Regions from separate parts of the Homo sapiens genome. Here region 2 is linked to region 1. The links are chromatin loops, found by intact Hi-C in ENCODE. Cell type or tissue: dorsolateral prefrontal cortex. All regions are shown on one strand. Each heading gives the region's core, and the rest is flanking DNA. Links, peaks and the distances in the headings are about the cores only. Region 1 holds the start of PDRG1 (p53 and DNA damage regulated 1). Region 2 has its middle 17 kb from the start of BCL2L1-AS1.

Region 1 (9,255 bases), core at 486-8,485:
CAGCCACCCAGGCTGCTTGGAGAATCCGGACATTAAAGGGGTTCCTCTCACTGCTCTCTCAGTGCAGCTCCAGCCCTGTCACCTCCCCAAGCCCCCATTTTCACCCTCCTGTCCGCTCAACACATACACACGTATCTCAGAGGAATGCACTGCACTTGCCCCTCTTCACCCATCCTATCACCAGAGCCACAGGGGCTTTCACAAGGTAAACCCAATCATATCTGTGCCTGCTCAGCACCCTCCAGCAGCTTCCCAGCATATGAGAACAAACCCAATCCCCGTACTTTAGTGGATAAGGCATGATCCCAGCCCTCACCTTTAAGAATCTGGCCTCAGAGAGAATCTGCCTTAAGTAGAATTCTGACTCTGCTCATTAATTCATTCATTCAAAATTGTTTATCAAGCACCTACTGTGGGAGCCAGGCACTGTTCTAGACATTTGAGAGACATCAGTGAAGAAATGAATGAAAGATTCCTGCCCTCAAGGAGCCTCTCTTCTAGCAGAGGGAGATGAACAATAACCATAAGTAAATTATAAGGCATGCTGGGAGGTGACAAAAGTTATGATGAAAAGAAAGAAAAAGAAAAACTAGAGCAGAGGAAGTTGATCAGGAGTAGCAGGAGGGGCAGAAGTTGCATTTTAAACATGGTGGTCAGGGCAGGCTCCATTGAAAAGGTGCCATTTAAGAAAAGACTGGGCCAGACGTGGTGACTCATGCCTGTATTCTCAGCACTTCGGAAGGCCGAGGCAAGCAAATTACCTGAGGTCAGGAGTTTGAGACCAGCCTGGCCAATGTGGTGAGACCCCTGTCTTTACTAAAAAAATACAACAATTAGCTGAGCATGGTGGCACACACCTGTAATCCAAGCTATTCAGGAGGCTGAGGCAGGAGAATCACTTGAACCCAGGAGGTGGAGGTTGCAGTGAGCCAAGATTGTGCCACTGCACTCCAGCCTGGGTAACAGAGTGAGACTCCATCTTAAAAAAAAAAAAAAAAAAAGCTGGTAGATGGTGAGGGAAGGAACCATGTAGACATCAGGGAAAAGTGCAGGCAGAGGCAGCAGCCAGTGGAAAGACCCTGAGGCAGGACCACGCCTGGCTTGTGTGAGCAGCAGCAGGGAGGTGGGTGATGACCCAGAGAGGGGGACACTTTTCCAGTGAACAAGACAGACAAGGTCTCTGCCCTGGGGAGCTCATGATTACAAAGCAAGGTGTTTAGAGAACAAAGATGGTATGGGAAGTACAGAGACAAGGGAAGTCCAAAAAACTGTGGGGGCCCAGAGAGGACTCTTGACCCTCAGGAGGAGGTAACCCCAAGCTGAGCAGTGGGGGATATGGAATAGTGACACGTGAATAAAGGCATGGGAGAAAATTAATCCAGAACGATGGGGGAGTATGTGCAAAGGCCCTGAGAATCCCACCACTGGTCACCACCCCCACTGCTATCTCTTGGTGCAGTGGCCACCCTCTCCTGCCTAGATGATTATAGCAGCCTCCTCTTGGGTCTCTCACAGAGGGGCAAAGAAGCTAGAGTATACAGTCACTAACGACTCTCTTTTCTTGGTAGGAGTTCACACTCGTGGATATTAATTCACTGCATTCCCCTCTCAACCTGCATCCATGAGCAGAGAGAAGCAGGAAGCCACAGGCATACACAGCAGTGTCTGCAGGTGACCTCTGGGGAGGCCCTAGTGGATTTTGGGTGGGGCACTGCCAGCACCTTCCACAGCCCTGTGTGCTCAATGTCTCCTTCTCCTCTCTGTCCTACCCTCTCCCCCTCACTAATTCTATTCAAATACACTGGCTGTTCCCTCTGCCTGGAATGCTCTTCCCCTAGATATCCACAAGGCTCACCCCCTCATCTCCTCCACACTTCTGTTCAAATGCCATCTCCTCAAAGACACCCTCTCTGACCAGCTTATCTCAAATAGCCCCTCCATTATTCCACCTCCACCTTGTCCTGTGCTATCTTTTCTTTTCTTATCTTTTCTTTTCTCCTTCCTTCCTTCCCTCCTTTCTTCCTTCCTTCCTTCCTTCCTTCCTTTCTTTCTTTCTTTCCTTCTTTCTTTCTTTTTCTTTCTTTCTCTCTTTCTTTTCTTTTCTTTTTTAGAGAAAGGGTCTCACTCTGTCACCCAGGCTGGGTTACAGTGGCACGATTGTAGCTCACTGCAGCCTTGAACTCCTGTGCTCAAGTGATCCTCCCACCTCAGCCTCCTGAGTAGCTGAGACAACAGCCGCACACCACTACATCTGGCTAACTTTTTAATTTTTATTTTTTTGGTAGAGATGGGGGTCTTGCTATGTTTCCCAGGCTGGTCTCGAACTCCTGGGTTCAAGTGATTCTCCACTTTGGCCTCCCAAAGTATTGGGATTACAGGTGTGAGCCCCCACATCAAGCCGCTATTTTTTTGGTAGCACTTTTTACCACCTGACATATGATATATTTACTTGTTTTATGTTGATTGTTTCTCTCACCAGACTGGGAGATTCCTGAGAGCAGGGACCATGTCCAGTTTTGCTCATGGCAGAATCCCTATCACAGGGCCTGGGAAGTCAATACATAATTGTGAAATAAATGGCTCTGAAATTGAAATGCTCTCCGAGAGTCTTTCTGGGTCTGACCATTTCAAAGTCTTGGAAATGACTATGATTCCCCTCCCCAACATTTCCAGTGGCCAGGGGTGGCCTCTAAAGGCCAGTTACCGCCAAGAAGCTGCTAATGTGGGAGCCTCCCTCAGCCTCTCCCCATCCAGGCCCATGTGGTAGGGGTCAAGGGTCAACCTGGTCCAGCCCTCTGTGGGTCCCAAGGTGGAGGAGACGCAGTGCTGGGGTCCAGGCCGAGGGATGCCTGGTGAGCCCCATTTCTGCTTTGGCAAACATCCCCCTTTCCTTCTCAGGGCCTGTGCCTGCATTTCTGAACCAGAAGGTGTTTATACAAAACATCCTGGGTTTGGCGACAAATTCACCCTCAGTGAGGAATCCTTAATGAATCTCCCTCCTTCCCCACACCAGGTGGCTGAAGGAAAAATTAGCTCTGCCTCTGGTAGTTGAAGGCAGCCAATGGCTAGGCAACATAGAGGTGCTGCTGGGGCTTCTGGGGCCACAATTTTTGGGGAGGGTTTTTTCAGGGTCCGGAAATGGCATGGACACCAGGCACTCCTGGCTTGCTGTGTGATGAGGCACTGCCTTTCTCCTGGCCTCAGTCTGCAGCTGTGAAATGGGGCAGTAATAATCCCATCCATACAAAGGTTGCTTTGACACTCAAGTAAGGCAAGGGGTGTGAAGGGGCTTGGTTACAAGAGGTCAAAAGGAGAGAATAAAACGCTGGAATCAGGGAGGCGAGACATCAGAGTGATAATATCGGTTCTGCTCTTTAGACTTTCAAAGTCCTTTCCCAGCGCCTTTTACAGCCATGTGGGCTCAATGCCTCCTTCCCTCTGACCTCCTGCCTGCTTCCCCCCCGCCCATTCTGTTCCACATACGCTGGCTGTTCCCTCTGCCTGGAACACTCTTCTCCTAGGCATCCACATGGCTCACCCCTCACCTTCTTTTCAAAGCCTTGCCTCTCTCTGAGGTTTGTTTTTTCCAGCTATCCAATGAGGAGTTTGGGCGTGAAGACCTCGTGGGAACCCTCTGGTTCTGATGGTAACCATTTTCCACCTGCCTGCCTTCTCTGGGAAGTCCTCCCAATCCTACCACCCACACCCACCTGCTTTTCTGAGCTAGCACTTCATTGCTTACTGCCCATAGTTTTCAAGTCCCTTCCTTATGTATAGGCCAGCTACTCTGGACATTGGGCCCAACACAGGGGCTCAAGTGAACTCTGGTTAAACGGAATTAAAAGTGATTACTGCTTCCTTTGTTTTTTGAGACAGAGTCTCGTTTTGTCACCCGGGCTGGAGTGCAGTGGTGCCATCATAGCTCAGGGCAGCCTCGACTCCCCAGATGCAGGTGCTCCTCCCGCCTCAGCCTCCTGAGTAGCTGGGACCAACGGGCGCGCCCCCCCTCACCCAGCTAATTTTTTTTTTTTGTATTTTTAGTAGAAACGGAGGTTTTACTGTGTTGCCCAAGCTGGTCTCGAACTCCTGGGCTCAAGTGATCCCCCCGCTTTGGCCTTCCAAAGTACTGGGATTACAGGCATGAGCCACTGCGCCCAGCTGATTCCTGCTTCCTTCCGATCCTGTGGAGAGACACTGAGGCGGATTTTTATTCACCCCCTTTTTATAAATTAGAAACTGAAAGTGTCAGAGATTAAACATAAGTCACACTGCCACATGGGCCTTCTTGGTGTTTCTTAGCCAGGGGAAGAATAATATTTCCCAGATCCTAATCACTACCTGCCACGGTATATAATTGTTTTGCCATTAATTGTCGGTGTTTCCCACTAGGATGAAGTTCCATGAGGGCAGGGATTTTGTTGTGTTCACTGCTGCATCCTAAGCACATAAAACTGCTTGGCACATAATAAGTGCTCAAGAAGCATGAACCGAGGGAGTAACGGGTCAGAGGCAGCCCGAGGACTGAGCTCTCTGAGCCTGCAGAGGGCGCTCCAGCCCCGCCCCCAAAGCTAGGCCCCGCCTCTCGCAGCCGGCTGGCGCACTAGTGTTAGAGCCTGCGCACCACCGTTCTTTTAACTGCGCAGGCGCGCCGGAAGCACCTAGAGAGCGGCGCGTGCGCAGCGGGAGTCGAAGCGGAGATCCCGGGGTCGCGCGAGAGCCGCAAGCGGAGTTGGTGGGCGCTATGCTATCACCCGAGGCAGAGCGAGTGCTGCGGTACCTTGTAGAAGTGGAGGAGCTCGCCGAGGAGGTGCTGGCGGACAAGCGGCAGGTGAGAGGCCCCTCCGCGGCGCTGGGGCCTGGCGGCCGGCGCCGTGGGAAAGCGCGCGGGGTCGCAGTGAGTTGACCTGGACAGGCGGTTAACGGCTCCGAGGCGACAGACCTGGGCCGATAAATATTCGGCCGCTACTAAGTGAGCGCCTGCGCTATGCTGGACATTCCTCTCTCTTCATCCTTTCTCTGCCCCTTGCCATGCTCTGTGGATCTCGACCCATCATGCTCTGGGCCGTTTCCCTGAGCACCTGTTTCAAAATGCACTTCCCGGCCCCATGGTTGATCTAGGGGCACCGCCCTGTAAAGGCCCTCAGGGGAGAGCTGGAACCGAAAAGAAGCCTGAGGGGGCCTTGTGACCGGGCAGGGGTGGGGACGTGGGGGAAGGTGGCGCCCTGTTTATGGGGTGTCTTGTTTTAAGTGCCAAGTTTTTGAGGGGAGTTCCTGGGGGAAGGAGGGTGACGTAATTGGATTTAGGTTTTAAAAGGATCCCCCCTGGCTGCTGTGTGGAATACAGAATATAGGTGGGCAAGGGCGGAGGCAGGGAGATGGGTGAGGGGCCATTGGTATGGTCCAGACCAGAGATGGATTTGGACTAGGTAGTGGTGGTGGAGAGAAGTGAAGGGGTCAGAAATGTATTTTGGAGACAGACTCAGTAGGCCGTGGTAGTGGAGCCGGGGGAGTCGTGACTCCCTCTCATCTCCAGTTAGAAGGGTCAGGTATTTACTGAGAAGGGGAAAACTTGGGCAAGATCCTGTCAAATTAAGTACTGGATCAGGGTGTGCTGGATGAGAATAAGAGCAGTTAAAGTTTATCAGCTACTTACTATGTGCCAGGTACTGTGTTAAGTCATTTAATTGCTGGCTCAATAACCTGTAAGGTAGGTACTGTCCGTAGCTCCATTTTGAGGAGGAGTAAATAGGAAGGTGAAATTACACAGCTTGAGGCAGATAGCAGGATTCGAACCTGGGTATTCCAAATCCAGAACCAGCACTCGTGCAGTATACTGTACTACTGCGTCACTTCCTTAGTAGCTATTGTGTTGTTACCACTGTCTCAGTGCCCCCAATCCTGCTGTTCCAATCTAGTATTGTTGGGTTTCTCATATTACTAGTTCAGAATCAGCTGGAGAAGTTTGTCCAAAAATAAACATTAGGCCTGCTTAATCACAGTGTGTAGGGGAAGGGTTTCCACTCCCCTGGTGATTCTGATATGCCCTAAAGTTCGAGTGGATAATGCAGAATTTCCCATTTAGTCAGCACATGTTTTCTCAGCATCTTTTCTGGGGAGAGGGCAGCTGCACAAAGCATTGTCTTTAAGACCAGGAAGCTGAGTGAGAGAAGAAATACATTCACACATCAATCCATTTTAGGCAGGACGTTGAATGTAATCAGGAATAATGCATTGCCTCTGCAACCCTTGTCTGTCAAGAGGTGACAGCTTGGGGCAAGAGATAGCTGAGTTCCCTCCTGTCCCTGTGGTTTTCAGATTGTGGACCTGGACACTAAAAGGAATCAGAATCGAGAGGGCCTGAGGGCCCTGCAGAAGGATCTCAGCCTCTCTGGTAAGTTGAAATTTTCTCAGTGCAGCCCTGGAGGCCTGTTCCGTTTTCCTTTAAGGCCTTTACCTTGTTCCTGATAGAGATCAGGCAGGAGGTCACAGCTGTATAACTCAGCCTTGTGGGAAATTGAAACAGTCCGGGGAGATGGGGGAGCAAATTTTGCAGTTCTGGCACAGACTGTGGTTCAGGATTTTGCCTGCTCACTTCAGTGACAGGTCGTTAGCTCCTGGCTTATCAACGATGGCAGACACTGAGAGAGTGCCGGGGGTGTATAAAACTGATGGTTCCTGCCCTTGTGCTTTACAGATGAGGAAAACAACGTAAAATGCGTAATTGAAAATTGTAAGAAAGCCAGAGATGGAATTGGACTTGGGGTGGGTGTTGAGAATATATATCCAGAAGAATGGGACACTTTAGATGAGGCCAAGTGGCTGTGGCAGTGGAAGCAAATGGGGAGTAAGTATGGCTGGAGAGAGGGACAGAGACCAGGCCATAATGAAAGGTCTTGGGGGCTAAGGGAGGAAGTTTACATTTTGTTGAAAGTACACTAGAATGTGCAGAATCTTCCAGTTGCTTCTCATCTCACCTGAGTAAAATCCAGAGGTCCTACAAGACCGAGTAATCCAGCCCCCATGAATCCATGAGTGTGCCAATATCATCTCTACTCCCCCCACCCCCAACATGACTCCACCTACACTGGTCTCCTTGCTGTTCTTTTATTTATTCATTTATTTATTTATTTGGAGACAGAGCCTTGCTCTGTCACCCAGACTGGAGTGCAGTGGCATGATCTTGGCTCACTGCAACCTCTGTCTCCCAGGTTCAAGTGATTCTTGTGCCTCAGCCTCCTGAGTAGCTGAGATTACAGGCGTGTGCCACCACACCCAGCTAATTTTTGTATTTTTAATAGATACAGCGTTTCGCCATGTTGGCCAGGCCGGTCTCGAGGTCCTGGCCTCAAGTGATCCACCTGCCTCGGCCTCCCAAAGTGCTGGGATTACAGGCGTGAGCCACTGCGCCCGGCCCCTTGCTGTTCTGAACACCCCAAGCACACTACTGATCTTTGCTGTTCCTGTTGTTTCCTCTGTTTGGCTCACTCTTTCCCCAGATGTCTGCAGGGCTCACACTCTCACTTTCCTTAGGTCTCTGTGTAGATAGCATATAATCAGTAAGGCCTTCTCAGACTACCTGCTATGATTAACAAGGTCCTCCTCTGGCATTCCCTAGCCATCTTAGCCTGCTTTATTTTTCTCTACAACTCTTAAGGTCTGACAAATCATATCTTTATTCTCTCTCCTCCACTGTAACATAAGCTCCAAGAGGGCAGGAACTTTTTCTTGTTCTGCTCTGTTGTCTGTATCTAAAACAATGCCTGGCAGATAATAGGTACTCAAAAAAAAATTGTTGAAGGAATTACTATTTGCTCTTTCAGAAGATGTGATGGTTTGCTTCGGGAACATGTTTATCAAGATGCCTCACCCTGAGACAAAGGAAATGATTGAAAAAGGTAAGGCCTCCTGGGGATGGGTCAGGGGTGTGCTGCCTCTCCCACCAGCTTTGGTCTTAACCCAGAACAGGGAGTCAGGCTTCAGGCAGCGTAAGGAGAGGCAGTTCTGTCACAGGGTTCAGACTGCTGTGGGTTTTAATTCCACCTCTGCCACTGTGGGTTATTTCCTCATCTCTAAGAGGGGGATGCATCTGTGTAGCATAGCTGTGCAGTTGAGGTAAAACAATATGTGTGCCTAGCATAGTGCTTTCTTATTAGTGAGGAATCAGTTGGGCTGCAGATAACAAAACCCAACAAATTGAGGCTTAAGGAAATATGCTTCTTTTACTCTTGCATAAGAAATTGTCCAGAGGTGTGTACTCCAGTCCTGGCATAGATGCCCAGCAGTGGCACCTTAGCATATTCTCCTGGTTGTTGTTTCATCGTTGCAGGCCTCATGTCCTCATGCCAGGCTGGAGGAAAGACAGAAGGCTTTCGCCACATAGAGCTTTGCCTTCTATTTTGGAAGTAAGGCCATCTCCTCAGGGACTTCCTGCCAACATCTCATTGGCCAGAACTAAGTCACATGGTCACCCATAGCTGCAAGAGAGCCTGGGAGAGTGAGCTTTTCTTTTTTACATGCCCTGCAATAGAGACTGGGTTGAAAATGGAGGTTTGGGGAGATTAAACCTCTAGGGTCTGCCATAGCCTAGGCACTCAGTGTACTCAGTTTCCACAACCATAATCTGGAAGCTCTTTGGAAAAGCATCTTAAAGCAAGTCAGGCTGCAAATGGATTATTGGCTAGAAAAAGAACAGGCTACACATACTTTTTCTTCCATAACCTTGAAAATGGCCAAAAGGACAAGCAAGGTTGCCTCAGTCCCTGAAGACAGGATGTCTTCATACCTCATGAAATAAAACTTTTTTTTTTTTCCTTGAGACAGAGTCTTGCTCTGTCACCCAGGCTGGAGTGCAATGGTGCTATCTCGGCTCACTGCAACCTTTGCCTCCCAGGTTCAAGCAATTCTCCTGCCTCAGCCTCCTGATTAGCTGGAATTATAGGTGCATGCCATCATGCGTGGCTAATTTTTGTGTTTTTTTAGTAAAGACAGGGTTTTGCTATGTTGGCCAGGCTGGTCTAAGTGACCTCAGGTGATCCACCCACCTTGGCCTCCCACCAAAGTGCTGGGATTACAGGCGTGAGCCACTGCTCCTGGCCAGTGACATAAAACTACTAACAGGAAGCTATATCCAGCCTGGAGAAGTTTCCAGCTGTTGTGTTGAAAAAATACACTAATATTATGGTTATAAAATTAAACTGCACTTGGTGGTGGGCTGGAGGCTAAGCTTTCAGAGGGTCCCTTGCCTGGGTTCAGGAT
Region 2 (9,255 bases), core at 774-8,773, 290 kb after region 1:
TGTGTGTGTGTGTATGTGTGTGTATATATATGTGTATATATATGTGTATATATATGTATATATGTGTATATATATGTATATATATGTGTGTGTGTATATATATATATATATTTCTGTGTTTTATGAGTTGCTTTGGGGAGAGGAGTTCTAGTTTCTATGACCCACCTTGGGGAAGAGGAATGAATGCTAGTTTCTGTTACTTGCTTCAGGGGAGAAAGAGAAATGGGAGACAGCAAGGCAGGAGAAAGTCAGAGATCTTGTTTCTGAGGCCTTTCAGCCTCCTTTAGTTCAAAGTATTCGGTATGCCAAAGTGCCATACTTTGGGGTATTGTTTTCTAAGCCCCAGTAAGGGCAAAGGAGGAAAAAGCAACGACCATGAGGAAGCGGTTTGGTCTTCTACCAAGACATGAAGGACTTAGTAGAGAAGGAGGTAAGAAGGGGTCAGACTTCAGATTTTTAAGGCACATCCCACAGGATTTCAGATGGAGTAGAGATAGCTTCAGAGAGACTCAAGGATGACAGATTTTTAGAATAGTGATGCCATTATAGATACAAAAATGAAGTGCATGTTTGAAGCCAGTGCAACCCAAGAGACTCATAGTAAGTGCGATCTGAGCTCGTCTGGGAATCAGGAGTCAGGGAGGGCTCCCTGGAGGAATTGACATGAGAGCCAGGGCCTGAAGAGTGCATCACGGTTAACTTAAAATTAAGTGGGGAGGCAGGAGAGTGGGCCTGGGGAAGAAGCAGTAAATGCACCAGATGAGCAGGCATTGTCTTCAGGCTGAAAAGCTGGTGTGTCCAGAGCTAAGAGAGAGGGCGCTGCTGGGTTTAAGATGATGACAGAGGGTGGGGTGAGAGGACTGAACTTGATCCTGAGGGCAGTGACAGCCAGAGAAAGGTGGTAAGTTAGGGAGTGATACAGCCCGAGAGCCCCCAAAACTCTGGCTGATGGGTGGAGAAGGTTCCGGAGGGGAAGCAGAGTGGAAACAAGGAGATCAGTGAGGAAGCCATGGTTTCATGAATGCTCCGGTTTTGAGGATGGACAGCCAGATTTGTGTCCCGGGTCGTCATTTCTCGAGCCGTGGCTTCCAGTGAGTGAGTTACCTACTCTCTCTGTGCCCCAGCTTTCCCCTCTACAAAATGGGTGTGATGGGCAATTGAATGAGATAACCTAGAAGCAGTGGAGGAGGACTGGATGTTGAGGGTGACCGCGGGGATGGACTCGGCATTCCCCCGGGCTCTCCAGGAGAAGAGAGGAGGTGCTGCACTCTCGGAGTCCCGCGTGGCCGCGTCCAGCGGTCCAGGAGGGGTCTGGGAAAAGCGGTCAGGAGCTCCAGCTGGAGGGCAGGCCTGGAGGTGGGACATGCCCCAGGCGCCCCGCCCCGCCCCGCCCCGCCCGCTTTTCGGAGTGGGCTTCACTGCCCCCTGGTGGCCACAGGATGCGACCTGAGAGCCAGCCCCAGCTCAAGCTGCTCCCGCTCAGTGCACACGACCTCTCTCGCCGGGGGGCCACTTTCCCCAATGTCCTCCATCCTCTACCCTACTCACCAGAAAAACAGCTACACTTCCAACCCTTAGGTACTGGATTCAGAGCTTGTATGGGCTCTCTGGAGCTTAGAATCGCCATCTTGTTTGGTTCAAGACCAAAGCCTCCAGCCTCCCACTCACGCCTTCCCCCACGATGTGTCCTCAGCTCCTGCCCCTAGCCATAGCCGTTCAAGTCCCTTCCTCACATTCTCCATGTGCTTCCAGAAATGTCTTCACTCGCTCTTTTATTTATTTATTTATTTATTTTTTATTTTTTGAGAGAGGGTCTCACTCTGTTGCCCAGGCTGGAGTGCAGTGGCCTGATCATAGCTCACTGCAGCCTCGACTTCCTGGGCTCAGGTGATCCTCCCACCTCAGCCTCCCACTGTGACTACAGGAGCACGCCACCATACCCGGCTAATTTTTTTGTATTTTTGCAGAGACAGGGTTTTGCCATGTTGCCCAGGCTGGTCTCGAACTCCTGGTCTCAAGCCATCACTTGGCCCCGGCCTCCCAAAGTGCTGGGATTACAGGCGTGAGCCACTGTGCCCAGCCCAGAAACATTTTTTCACATATTGGCACAGATATATATTTTGATCCTCCACTAATTTTTTACACAAATAGTAACATACTAAACACACTTTCCCTTGCTTTTTCCACCTGCATACTGTATCTTGTAGAGGTTTTTTTTTTTCTTTGAGACAGAGTCTCCTTCTGTCGCCCAAGCCGAAAGTGCAGTGGCATGATCTCGGCTCACTGCAACCTCCACCTTCCCGGTTCGAGAATTGCAATCTCCACCTTCTGGGTACAAGCAATTCTCCTATCTCAGCCTCCCAAGTAGCTGTGACTACAGGCGCACAACACCACGCCCAGCTAATTTTTGTGTTTACCCGACCTCAGGTGATCCATCCACCTTGGCCTCCCAAAGTGCTGGGATTACAGGCTTGAGCCACCTAGCCCAGCCTTGTAGAAGTTTCCATATTCACACATGAATCCCCATGTACTCACCAGGCAGTTTCAACAATTACCAACTGATGTCAACTTTATTCTTTTTTTCTAGCTGTGTGGTATTCCACAAGTTTTTAACCAGACCGCTCAGTGATTCCCAACTTTATATATTGCCATGGAACATGCTTGGAATTGCACAAAGGGAAAGCTGGAGGGGGTTTGGGACTCTCTATGTGGTTCTTGGTGAAAAACTCATTCAATTTCCATATATTACATATTTATGATGAAAGAAATGAAATATATTTCATAGAGAAAATATGAAGTTTTATCTTTGATTAAAACATCTAAATACATAAAATATTTTAAAATTTTTTCTTTAAAAACTTGACTTTGGTCCTGTAAATGCAACTTTTTATATGAGGTTTTATTATTGAAATGGCTCGGCCGGGCACGGTAGCTCACGCCTGTAATCCCAGCACTTTGGGAGGCTGAGGTTGGCGGATCATGAGGTCAGGAGTTCGAGACCAGAGCCTGGCCAGCATGGTGAAACCCCATCTCTACTGAAAAAAAAAAAAACAGAAAAAATTAGCCAGGAATGGTGGCGTGGTGGCGTGTGCCTGTAATCCCAGCTACTCTGGAGGCTGAGGCAGGAGAATTGCTTGAACCCAGGAGGCGGAGGTTGCAGTGAGCCGAGGTTGTGTCACTGCACTCCAGCCTGGGTGACAGAGCGCAACTCCGTCTCAAAAAAAAAAAAAAAAAAAAAAAGAGAAAGAAAGAAAGAAATGGCTCACGCAGGGCTCAGCATGGTGGCTTATGCCTGTAATCCCAGCACTTTGGGATGCCGAGGTGGGAGGATCGCTTGGGCCCAGGAGTTGGAGACCAACCTGGCAACATGGTGAGATCACTTGAACCCGGGTGAAACCCCATCTCTACTAAAAATACAAAAATTAGCTGGGCGTGGTGGCCCACATCTGTAGTCCCAGCTACTCGAGAGGCTGAGGCAGGAGAAATGCTTGAAACAGGGAAGCAGAGGTTGCAGTGAGCTGAGATTGTGCCACTGCACTCCAGCCTGGGCCACAGAGCAAGACTCTATCTCAAAAAAAAAAAAAAAAAAAAAAAAAAACAGAAAAAAGGAGACATTATAATCTCAAGTAGGAAATAAGAGAAAAATGTAAGCCATTCCAAAGCTTACTATTGAAATTATATTTAAACATTCTAATAGCTCTTCCTTTCTATAACTGACAAATTAATGTCAATATTTCTTGTATTCAGTTGGATTTGAAATCAATCCAAATGTACGTTTTCATTTTGAATATTTTAAAATAATGAGTTCAGAAAACAGGAAAAGATATAAATCTTTTAAACTCTTCTTTCTTTCTTTACCATTATAACTGTTATTAAAACTGGGCAAGGCTGCCGGGTGCAGTGGCTCACGCCTGTAATCCCAGCACTTTGGGAGGCCAAAACAGGTGGATCACGAGGTCAGGGGATCAAGACCATCCTGGCTAACACGGTGAAACCCCGTCTCTACTAAAAATACAAAAAAATTAGCTGGGCGTGGTGGCGGGCGCCTGTAGTCCCAGCTACTCGGGAGGCTGAGGCAGGAGAATGGCATGAACCTGGGAGGCAGAGCTTGCAGTGAGCCGAGATCGTGCCACTGCACTCCAGCCTGGGTTACAGAGGGAGACTCCATCTCAAAAAACAAAACAAAACAAAACAAAAAAAACTGGGCAAGGCTGTACAGCACCAAGGAAGAGAGAGGAAGGAAGGAAAGAAGGGAGAGAGTGAGGGAAACACAGAAGGAAAGAAGGAAGAAAGGAAGGAAAAGAAAGGGAATTATTGGTCACTATTACTTATGAACATGTATGCCAAAGTTATAATATTAATAAACCAAACCTAATATTAACAAACAACATAATATTAAAAGAATAATATATCACAACCTGTAGGGTTTATTCCAGGTAAACAAGATTGACTACATATAGGAATTTTTTCTTTTTGCTTTCTTTTTTTTTTTTGAGACGGAGTCTCACTCTGTAGCCCAGGCTGGAGTGCAGTAGCGCCATCTTGGCTCACTGCAACCTCTGCCTCCAAAGTTCAAGTGATTCTCCTGCCTCAGCCTCCCAAGTAGCTGGAATTACAGGCATGCACCACCATGCCAGGCTAATTTTTGTATTTTTAATAGAGACAGGGTTTCACCATGTTTGCCAGGCTGGTCTTGGACTCTTGACCTCAAGTGATCCGCCTGCCTTGGCCTCCCAAAGTGCTGGAATTACAGACGTGAGCCACCGCACCCAGCCAAGAAATTTATCTATGTAATTTATTGTATTGAAAAATTAACAAAGAAAATGCTTATGATTATTTCAGGAGATATGAAAATAGTATTTTGTAAAATTCAACACCTGTTCATTTTTTTCTTTTTTTTTGAGATGGAGTCTCGCTCTGTTGCCCAGGCTGGAGTGCAGTGGTGCCATCTTGACTCGCCACAGTCTCCACGTCCCAAGTTCAAGTGATTCTCCTGACTCAGCCTCCTGAGTAGCTGGGATTACAGATGCCCGCCACCACGTCCAGCTAATTTTTGTATTTTTAGTAGCAACGGGGTTTCGCTATGTTAGCGAGGCTGGTCTCGAACTCCTGACCTCCGGTGATCTGCCTGCCTCGGCCTCCCAAAGTGCTGGGGTTACAGGCATGAGCCACGGTGCCCAGCTAACACCTGTTCATGATTTATTAAATTTAAAAAAAAAAAGCTTTTTAGCCAGCTTTCACTTCTTTATAGTCTTCTGGGTCTATAGAAGTTTAAGATAATAATTTTGTGTATTGCTTGTGCAATGTTTTTTTTTTTTAAATAGAGACAGGGTTTCCTTATGTTGCCCAGGCTGGTCTGGAACTCCTGGGCTCAAATGATCCTCCTGCCTCAACCCCCCAAAGTTTAGGGATTACAGATGTGAACCACTGTGCCTGGTTCACTTGTGCAATTTTTAAAAATTGACAAATCACGCAGAAAAACCAGCAACTTATGTCATGATCAAATTTATTACATAGGCCAGGTGTGGTGGCTCACACCTGTAATTCCAGCAGTTTGGGAGGCTGAGGTGGGCAGATTGTTTGAACCCAGGAGTTCCAGACCAGCCTGGGCAACATGGCAAAACCCCGTCTTTACAAAAAAATACAAAAATTAGCTGGGCATGGTGGCACGTGCCTGTATTCCCAGCTAATAGGGAGCCTGAGGTGAGATAATCGCTTGAGACCAGAAGGTTGAGGCTGCAGTGAGCTGTGATCACATCACTGAACTCCAGCCTGGATGACAGAGCAAGACCCTGACTCAGAAAATAAAATAAAATCGACTGGCCGCGGTGGCTCTCGCCTGTAATTCCAGACTTTGACAGGCTGAGGCGGGCAGATCACTTGAGGTCAGGAGTTTGAGACCAGCCTGGCCAACATGGTGAAATCCCATTTCTACTAAAAATACAAAAAAAAATTAGCTAGGTGTGGTGGCGCGCACCTGTAATCCCAGCTACTCTGGAGGCTGAGGCAGGAGAATCGCTTGAACCCAGGAGGTGGAAGTTGCAGTGACCTAAGATCACGCCATTGCACCCCAGCCTGGGTGACAGAGCTAGAGGCTGTCTCAAAAAAAAACAAAAAACAAAAAAAAAAAACACACACACACACACAAAGTACAATAAAATAATGTATTACATAATGCCCAGCTTTCTATTTTTCTATCTCTACCATCATAGCCTTTGTCATGAGGCAAAAATAACAAGAACTATTTCTTACTATATAGAAAATAATAGAAATGGGCCATGCGTGGTGGCTCGTGCCTGTAATCCCAGCACTTTGGGAAGCCAAGGCGGGCAGATCACCCGAGGTCAGGAGTTCAAGACCAGCCTGGCCAACATGGCAACATGGTGAAACCCCATCTCTACTAAAAATACAAAAAAATTAGCTGGGCATGGTGGTGGGTATCTGTAATCCCAGCTACTCGGGAGGCTGAGGCAGGAGAATCACTTGAACCCAGGAGGCAGAGGTTGCAGTGAGCCGAGATTGCGCCATTGCACTCCAGCCTGAGCAACAATAGCAAAACTCCGTCTCAAAAAAAAAAAAGGAAAGAAAGAAAAAGAAAATAATAGAAATGGCTGGGCATAGCCAAGTGCGGTGGCTCACGCCTGTAATCCCAGTACTTTGGGAGGCAGAGGTGGGCAAATCACCTGAGGTCAGGAGTTCGAGACCAGCCTGACCAACATGGAGAAACCCCGTCTCTACTAAAAACACAAAATTAGCCAGGCGTGGTGGTGCATGCCTGTAATCCCAGCTACTCGGGAGGCTGAGGCAGGAGGATCGCTTGAACCCAGGAGGCAAAAGTTGCAGTGAGCAAAGATCACACCATTGCACTCCAGCCTGGGCAACAAGAGCAAAACTCCATCTCGAAAAAAATAAAATAAATAAATAAAAATCAAAGAAGACCTACATTTATATAGATCATATATGTTCATTTCTTTCTTTCTTTTTTTTTGAGACAGAGTCTCGCTCTGCCGCCCAGGCTAGAGTGCAGTGGTGCATCCTGGCTCACTGCAACCTCTGTCCCCTGGGTTCAAGTGATTCTCCTGCCTCAGCCTCCCGAGTAGCTGGGACTACAGGTGCCTGCCACCATGCCCAGCTAAATTTGTATTTTTACTAGAGACAGGGTTTCACCATGTTGGCCAGGCTGGTCTCGAACTCCTGACCTCAGGCGATTCGCCAGCCTTGGCCTACCAAGTGCTAGTATTACAGGCGTGAGCCACTGCGCCTGGCCTGATTTTTAATTAATATGCACAAACTCACATGAGAATTCTGACCATGTTGAGTATTCTCTCCTGAATTATTTAAGCCATCTCATTTCAATAAATTCACATATAAATAATTAGTTTTAATAATTTCATTATAGAGAGTCTTGTGAATTCTTGAAGTTCTTAAATGAAATTTAAATGGCCATATTACGAACTGTTAACAAGTCAATGTTAAAATTTGAGGAACTCATTTTTAAAATACTAAGATACCAAGAATGTGGACATAAAGCAAGAAAAAGTTTTTCTGAATATGAAATAGAAAATAATATAAACATAACATAGTGGCCTGGCCAACGAGATGGTTTGTAAATTTGTTGCTGAATAGGAAATGACCAGTACCCACGTCAACAAGTGCCCACGTCAGGCTCTAATTGCACTGATGTAAAAAACAAGCCAGGCATGGTGGCTCATGCCTGTAATCCCAGCACTTTGGGAGGCCAAGGTGGGCGGATCACCTGAGGTGAGGAGTTCCAGACCAGCCTGGCCAACATGGTGAAACCCCGTCTCTGGTAAAAATACAAAAATTAGCTGGGCGTGGTGGCAGGTGCCTGTAGTCCCAGCTACTCAGGAGGCTGAGGCAGGAGAATCACTTGAACCCAGGAGGTGGAGGTTGCAGTGAGCCAAGATCACACCATTGCACTCCAGCCTGGGCAACAAGAGCAAAAACTCCATCTCGAAACAAACAAACAAACAAAAAGCTGGACGTGGTGGCTTATGCCTATAATCCCACTTTGGGAGACTGACGCAGGAGGATTGCTTCAGCCCAGGAGTTTGAGACCAGCCTGGGCAACATACCAAGACTCCATCCCTACAAAAAAAAAAACTTAAAAAACAAACAAACCTCCCCCAGAAATAACTGCTATGATTGCACTGTAAAAATAATAATAATAAATTAAAATAATGATAGGGCTGTAGTTTACAAACCATTTATGAAGTGGAACATCCCTCCGCAGCTGTTTGGCTGTCCCCAAAAGGGTATATCAATCTTACCTGAACTTTGTGCCAAGCTCTCTGGGCACCTGGAAAACAAACTGTAGAGGGTAGGTGGATGGCCATTCTCCACAGCTGACCACTACAGTAGAGGTCCAGAAACGAAGAGGCCAACCGTGGCCAAGCTCAGCTCATGCTGGTGGAGCAGCAGGGGACCAGAGAAAGGATAGTGTAATGGTTTGGAGCAGGACCCTGAAACGAGACTGCCCAGGGGAGGCAGGTGCCCTTGGACAAGTGACGTAACCTCTCTGTTCCTGAGTTTTTTGCCTAAAAAATAGGGGTGCTAATCATACCTACTTCATGAGGTAGTTACACAGGTTTAATGCTCGTAAAGTGCTTAAGGATGGTATCTGGCACTGTAAGTACTATTTTTTTTTTTTTTTTTTTTTGAGACGGAGTCTCTCTGTCGTTCAGGCTGGAGTGCAGTGGTGCCATCTCGGCTCACTGCAAGCTCCGCCTCCCGGATTCATGCCATTCTCCTGCCTCAGCCTCCCACAGAGCTGGGACTACAGGTGCCCGCCACCTTGCCCGGCTAATTTTTTTGTATTTTTTAGTAGAGACGGGGTTTAACCGTGTTAGCCAGGATGGTCTCGATCTCCTGACCTTGTGATCCGCCCACCTTGGCCTCCCAAAGTGCTGGGATTACAGGTGTGAGCCACCGTGCCCGGCTGTAAGTACTATTTTTTATAGTAACTACTATAAATTGTATCAGACTGTGCTGCCAAACCACCACCAAGCTCTGCCTTAGTGTAGATTTCCCCCAAAAGCAAAGCCTAGAATAAAGATTCAGGGGCAAATGATTTAAGTGGGGAAGTGACACAAGGAAGGACAGGCAGCCAATATAGGGTGTAATAATGAGTAAGCTGCCACTCCAGGCAATGGGGCTCCTCCACCAGGGCATCCTTTGAAAAACCCGTGGAACACTGCTCAAAATTCTATCACTGAGGGAAAAGAACACCAAGGT

The links. Hi-C counts contacts between places; a loop is a spot of excess contacts. Peaks named below come from ENCODE experiments on the same cell type or tissue, not always from the same donor. Only the 100,000 strongest peaks of a DNase experiment are listed, where the experiment ranks them.
Region 2: it touches region 1 in a loop (7-fold over the local background); 2 of 110 quality-filtered maps call a loop at or near these places.

What each region holds. Positions count from the first base shown.
Region 1 is chr20:31,947,448-31,956,702 of GRCh38, reverse strand. PDRG1 (p53 and DNA damage regulated 1) reads left to right here and starts at 4,657. Exons shown (of 5, transcript NM_030815.3): 1 at 4,657-4,828; 2 at 6,316-6,391; 3 at 7,821-7,895. The coding sequence starts at 4,742. In dorsolateral prefrontal cortex, for the core only: a CTCF peak has its summit at 4,551 (motif pointing right); DNase peaks (open chromatin) are centred at 4,612 and 5,039; H3K4me3 peaks cover 2,359 bases; H3K27ac peaks cover 594 bases.
Region 2 is chr20:31,653,896-31,663,150 of GRCh38, reverse strand. No RefSeq gene overlaps it. Among named protein-coding and RNA genes, the nearest start is that of BCL2L1-AS1, 17 kb to the left of the region's middle. RefSeq lists a silencer at 1,309-1,498 and an enhancer at 1,076-1,803. In dorsolateral prefrontal cortex, for the core only: CTCF peaks have their summits at 1,226 and 1,427 (motif pointing left); DNase peaks (open chromatin) are centred at 820 and 1,410; H3K4me3 peaks cover 1,052 bases; H3K27ac peaks cover 1,357 bases.